Linked DNA regions of Homo sapiens: region 1 is linked to region 2. A link is a contact called in ENCODE Hi-C or POLR2A ChIA-PET data. All regions are on one chromosome and are shown on one strand. The core of a region is the stretch at or near the end of the contact, and the rest is flanking DNA. Distances in the headings are between cores, read along the strand shown.

Region 1 (2,718 bases), core at 206-2,705, 430 kb before region 2:
GCGCTCCCAGGCTTATTAGGAAGAGGAAATTCCCGCCTAATAAATTGTGGTCAGACCGGTTGATCTCAAAACTCTATCTCCTGATAAGATGTTATCAATGACAATAGTGCCCGAAATTTCATTAGCAATTTTAATTTCGCCTCGGTCCTGTGGTCCTGTGATCTCGCCCTGCCTCCACTTGCCTTGTGATATTCTATTACCCTGTTAAGTACTTGATGTCTGTCACCCACACCTATTCGCACACTCCCTCCCCTTTTGAAAATCCCTAATAAAAACTTGCTGGTTTTTGTGGCTTGTGGGGCATCACGGATCCTACCAACGTGTGATGTCTCCCCCGGACACCCAGCTTTAAAATTTCTCTCTTTTGTACTCTGTCCCTTTATTTCTCAAGCCAGCCGACGCTTAGGAAAAATATAAAAGAACCTACATGATTATCGGGACAGGTCCCCTGATAGGCAAGAGCAACCATTTGGCATCTAGCCATACAGGATTATATCTTCATTCAGGGTCACCTGGAGCCAGGGTCTATGAAAAACTATCTGTCGCATATAAGGGTTCCTGAAGTTAAAGCACAGCACTAGTCTTCATTATTTTACCTTTTCAATGAAAAAACAAAAAAAAAAAATCAAAAAACCTTCCCTACTCTAACAAGAGAATCACTTCTTCTGAAGATACTCTCAAGATGCGCTTTCCCTGCTGTAAGAGGAGAAATGAAATACCTTGAAACCGTTTTGATGGACTTTCCTCATTGCCAAAAAATGGTCTTTTAGAAAGAATGTAATTCAAAGTGTTTTTCATTTCAGTCCATGTCCTGCTGAGCCCCAACAGGCCAGTTTTCAGCAGAAACAATTAGTGAGAATGCATGAGAGGGCAGGAGGGCACCCAGCTGCCACTGCCTCACCTAAGCCAGTAATGGAGCTTCTGCAGTATGGACATATGGTAGGCAATATATCCAAGGGAAAATAAGAATATGAGAAAAGTAATAGAAGCAAAGAAAAAAGTAATGGAAGCAAAATGAAGTGCTAAGAATTAGCAACATCTGAGTCTCCCAACAATGGAAGCAGCAAAATAACCAGTCTAGCAGCCCAGGTAATATCTAAACAATTGTAGATGTACTGACTCACTTAATTCTTACTATAATCCTTGAAATACTATTGTGAGTCCCATTTTAATAATGAAGAGAACTGAGGTAGAAAGAAGTGAAGTAATCTGCCTACCACCACTATGCAGCAGGGCCAGGATAAGAACAAGTTCTGGGAGATGTTCCTCTTTTGAAATTACTCTGAAAAGCAGTTGTTTAAAAAAAGACAAGACAAGAAAAGCAGGTGTTGGTAAAATGAAAATAGTGCTTTCTCTTTGGCAGGAAATAATTTTGACACTACCAAAAAGGGGTTTCAAAGGTTGCCTAGTTCTGGAGGAGGCCCAAAGGAACACCTGTCCATTTGCCACGCAAGTCTACCAAAAGTCTCTCATACGTGTGACATAGGAGGTGCCAGAGAACTAAATTGGTACCACTGGATGAAAGCTTTGAGAGTGAACTGCTTGTTGCTGAAGATGTTCAAGCAAAGGCTGAATAGCTTTTTGCTAGACATTGTATGGAAGAAATTCCTATGCAGTAGGAAGCAAGATAAAGCTAGAATGCTTCCAATATAAAAATCACTCTAGTAAGGATTTCCTGCTGCAAGCCCTCCTACTTCAGGGCTGACAAAGTCTATGGCAATTCAAAACTGATTCAAAACCTAAGTCATTCTGTGTTCCATTAAGCTGTTAACATCAAACTTCTCTCTCCAGCAGGCCTACAGCTGGGCCAGTGAATAGCCAGAGACACAACTGCCTCCTCTCTTCAAGGACACCACTTACAACACAAAGTCAATCTAGCACTCTTACTCTAAAAATGCAACACCCCCATCTGAGTGCCAATCAATACTCTGGAATCATTTTCTTAGAAGACATGCAAATGGAGTAAAGGTTAGTGGTTATTTAATTTAACCCAAATCACAATGAAATTTATTATGCCTCTTAAGGTTCATCATACCCATCTGAGACACTTAAGAGCTAGCATCAACGTTTGTTTATAACAGACTCATTCCTTCCAATCAAGGCATAAAACGCAATGTATTACAGAGCTAGAGTGGGTATCATTTCAAGACTGTATCTTCATTGTCCTTCAAATTATTACGGGCAACAATTTGTAAGGTCCTAAGACCATCCCTAAGATACAGTCAATAAAGAGGCTTAAGACCTTAAGCAGGGCTAGTCCTCACTACACTATGATGCAAGGGGACACTGTTTTCCAACTCTGGGGCAATGCAGCCAAATGCCTCAATAGCTGTGTTGGTTTACTAGGGTTGCCATACATAACCAAGTATCACAAACTGGGTGACTTAACCAACAGAAATTTATTTCCTCATAGTTCAGGCTAGAAGTCCAAGATAAGGGCATTAGCAGGGTTGGTTTCTTCTATGACCTCATTCCTTGGATTCTAAATGGCTACCTCCCTTTGTCTTTGCATGGCCTTCCCTCTGTGCTTGTCTGTGTCCTAATCCCCTCTTCTCGTAAGGACACAAGTCATACTGGATTAGGATCTATCTCAAAGACTTCATTTAACCTTAATTGCCCCTTTAAAGATCCTGTCTCCAAATACAGTGACGTTCTGAGTTACTAGGGGTTAGGACTTCAACCTATACAAATTTTAGTAGAACATAATTCAGCCTATAA
Region 2 (2,745 bases), core at 127-2,626:
TCTGCAACAAATAGCTTTTGTTTTCTCAAAAACCCAGTGTCATAATATTAGCTTCCAGCACATCAGGCATCAAGCCCTTTTACTTGGTAACACCACACCACTATCTCCACACCTTTACTCAAGCTTTTTCTGATATTTGGGATGTACATAACCCTCCTTCCTTCCAATCTATCTTTTCATATATAGCTCAATTCCATTTTTTCTGGCAAGACCAGTCTCAAGCTAGACCCAACCTACTTCTCCCTCTATATCCTCTCCCAGGACTGCTGTGAGCCACTCAGCAGAAGGAATGGGAAGTGGGTAGTCTCTTAAGCATCAGGCAAAGGGCTCAAGCTGAGCTGATTTAGCTTTGTAACTTAACTGCTCAGTGCACAGGGCACTGATGTGGGGAAATGTAACCGTGTAAATGGGGGTCGGGGTGCGGTGCTGAGACTGCTGTGCCAGGCAAGTGTACAAAGTTTCATTACCCAGCCCAGCACTGATGACTGGAAATATCATGAATTATCCTTCTGTTGGTAGAGGGAACAAACCAGCCAATTGTTTGCCTGTTCATCACCAGGAATGCCCTTCCTTCCTCAGCTGACCTAAATGATAGCTATGCAAACCTTCTAGGCTTTGCCCTCTCCTAAATCCTTTAGGAAGTTCCAAGGTGACTTTGCCTCACAGGTCCCTTTCTTCTTGTAAATTATATAGGTGACAATCTGAGCCACACACGCTACAGGTCATATGGTGTCTCCCGTTAACGAATCCGGCATTATATGGTGGCAAAAGGTTAAACATGCGACAACTTTTTTTTTTTTTTTTTTTTTTGACACGGAGTTTCGCTCTTTGTTGCTCAGGCTGGACTGCAATGGCGCAATCTCGGCTCACTGCAACCTCCGTCTCATGGGTTCAAGCAATTGTCCTGCCTCAGCCTCCCGAGTAGCTGGGATTACAGGCATGCACCACCACGCCCGGCTAATTTTATATTTTTAGTAGAGATGGGGTTTCACCATGTTGGCCAGGCTGGTCTCGAACTCCTCACCTCAGGTGATCCGCCCGCCTCGGCCTCCCAAAGTGCTGGGATTACAGGCGTGAGCCACCATGCCCGGCCTCGACCACTACCTTTTTAACCCAAGCCCCCACTGAAACTCTGTCCCTGTTGTCACATGGACACTGGGCTGCAGGAACCCAGGAGGATCAGAGGCTCCCGAGGCCTCACGCCAGTTGCAACGAAGCCAATCATATATTTCGCCCTAGAACAGCAGGAGGGATAAACTAACCTGGAAGGGGTAAACCTCGAAGCCAAAAGGACATAGCGTGTCCTCGATCTTCTGCTTCAGCTCTGCGACTTTCGGCTCCATAGCGCACGTTACACGCTGAGCTTGCTGGGGAATGAAGTCTCAAGGACAATTGGGCCGTTACGTTTTGAGTCAGCTTCGACTCCATTTCCCAGGTAGGAAATGGGTCCAGTAGCGGGACCATATTGCCTATGCGCGATGCATCTTGGGATGCGTAGTTCGTTTCCTCCTTGGAGACAGCCACACGAAATCAGGAAGACTCAGTTTCCCGGCAAGCTACACGGTGGGGGTGTGCATGTACGTGTCTCTTCTAGAGAAAGGTAGTTCCACCGCCTCCATCGCCGGTTGTGTTCGCAAGAGGCGACCTCAGTTTCCCAGGTGGCGCTGCGGCAGCCAGTCCAAAGTCGGACTTTCAAAACCAACCCGAAGTTTTGAACCCGGCGGCGGCAGTTGTCACTGGCACAGGTTTGGCGTGGTGGCGCCAGTGTACTACTTCTGGGGAGGTCTCAACCAGGTTCTGGCACCTTCAATCCCCACCTGATATCTGCGTATCATCACGGTATCCCGCTTTTCCCCCAGTTCCCCAAGAGCGTCCTTCCTTTCCCTAGTCACAGGATCGCAGTTTTGGTCTGATAGTGCATCCACCTACCCCAGTGTTGCATCCCCACTTCCCTCTTTCCATCTAACGTGGTGGCCTTTCCTGGGGATACCTTGGGTATCCCCCGCTAGGAGAGCAAGCACAAGACACCAGGGAGCCAGACCCCTGCCGCTCCCCTGCCACAGGATATGAATACGAGCCTCAGCTGGTTTGAGCAGCTGGATGTGCTTCTCAACGCTACTGATGGAAATGTGGTCCGGAATAAGGTGAGGGGTTGGTGGAGGTCCCCAGTTTGCGTGGGGAGGCTAAGGGACTCTCAGAGTTCATTGGCCTGTGCATCTGTTTCTTTTGTAGCAGTGGCTGTATCCTCTTGGGGTCTCCACAGAGCTCATTGGCCTGTGCATCTGTTTCTTCTGTAGCAGTGGCTGTATCTTCTTGGGGTCTCCACCGCAGGTAAGTAATGTCTCTTTCTACTTCCAAGCCCTTTCTCTTTCTGTGCCTTCCTCCAGTGCCCGTATCATCCATTATTCCTTCCAAATTCCAACTCTGTCCTTTCCTGAACTCTGTTTCCCCACACAGACCCTGCACTTAACCCTTCCTTATTTCCTCAGCCGGGGACCTGGCTGGGACCTGGATTTCCTCTCATCACTTGCCTCTGCAGTCAGGAGTCCAAGCTCAACAGCCTTGGGCTTTAGAGACTCCCATAGTTCCACAAAGGCTGAGCTGCCCTGAGTCCTAGAGCCCATCCTCTCTCTGGGGTGAGGTTGCTATTCTCTGATCCTAATTTCAATGTCAGGCTCAGGTGAGGCTTGGAATCCTTGGTGTGTATATGTGATGTTTGTGTAAGATGAGGATACTAGGGGTCGG

The links. A loop is a pair of places that touch in the nucleus more often than their neighbours do. ChIA-PET counts read pairs that join two places held with the same protein, here RNA polymerase II (POLR2A). Pooled maps may share reads with other maps.
Region 1: a loop to region 2 is called in a pooled map, with 2.6 times the contacts of the local background. The contact joins the enhancer-like site here to the promoter of MMACHC in region 2. A Hi-C loop is called at or near these places in 1 of 50 pooled maps. POLR2A ChIA-PET finds 5 or more read pairs at or near these places in 2 of 52 experiments (BJ and WTC11).

Annotation. Positions count from the first base shown.
Region 1 is chr1:45,924,653-45,927,370 of GRCh38, reverse strand. All of the region lies in intron 4 of MAST2 (microtubule associated serine/threonine kinase 2), which reads right to left. Among named protein-coding and RNA genes, the nearest start is that of MAST2, 120 kb to the right of the region's middle. RefSeq lists an enhancer at 1-175 and a silencer at 1,760-2,054. Within about 2 kb of position 1,455, at least 4 of the 41 ENCODE cell types and tissues checked have a DNase peak (open chromatin) inside an H3K27ac peak, as active enhancers do.
Region 2 is chr1:45,498,931-45,501,675 of GRCh38, reverse strand. MMACHC (metabolism of cobalamin associated C) reads right to left here and starts at 1,376. Exons shown (of 4, transcript NM_015506.3): 1 at 1,263-1,376. The coding sequence starts at 1,343. It overlaps CCDC163 (CCDC163 homolog), which reads left to right and starts at 1,603. Exons shown (of 5, transcript NM_001102601.3): 1 at 1,603-2,144; 2 at 2,233-2,331. The coding sequence starts at 2,067. RefSeq lists enhancers at 1,382-1,581, 1,131-1,663.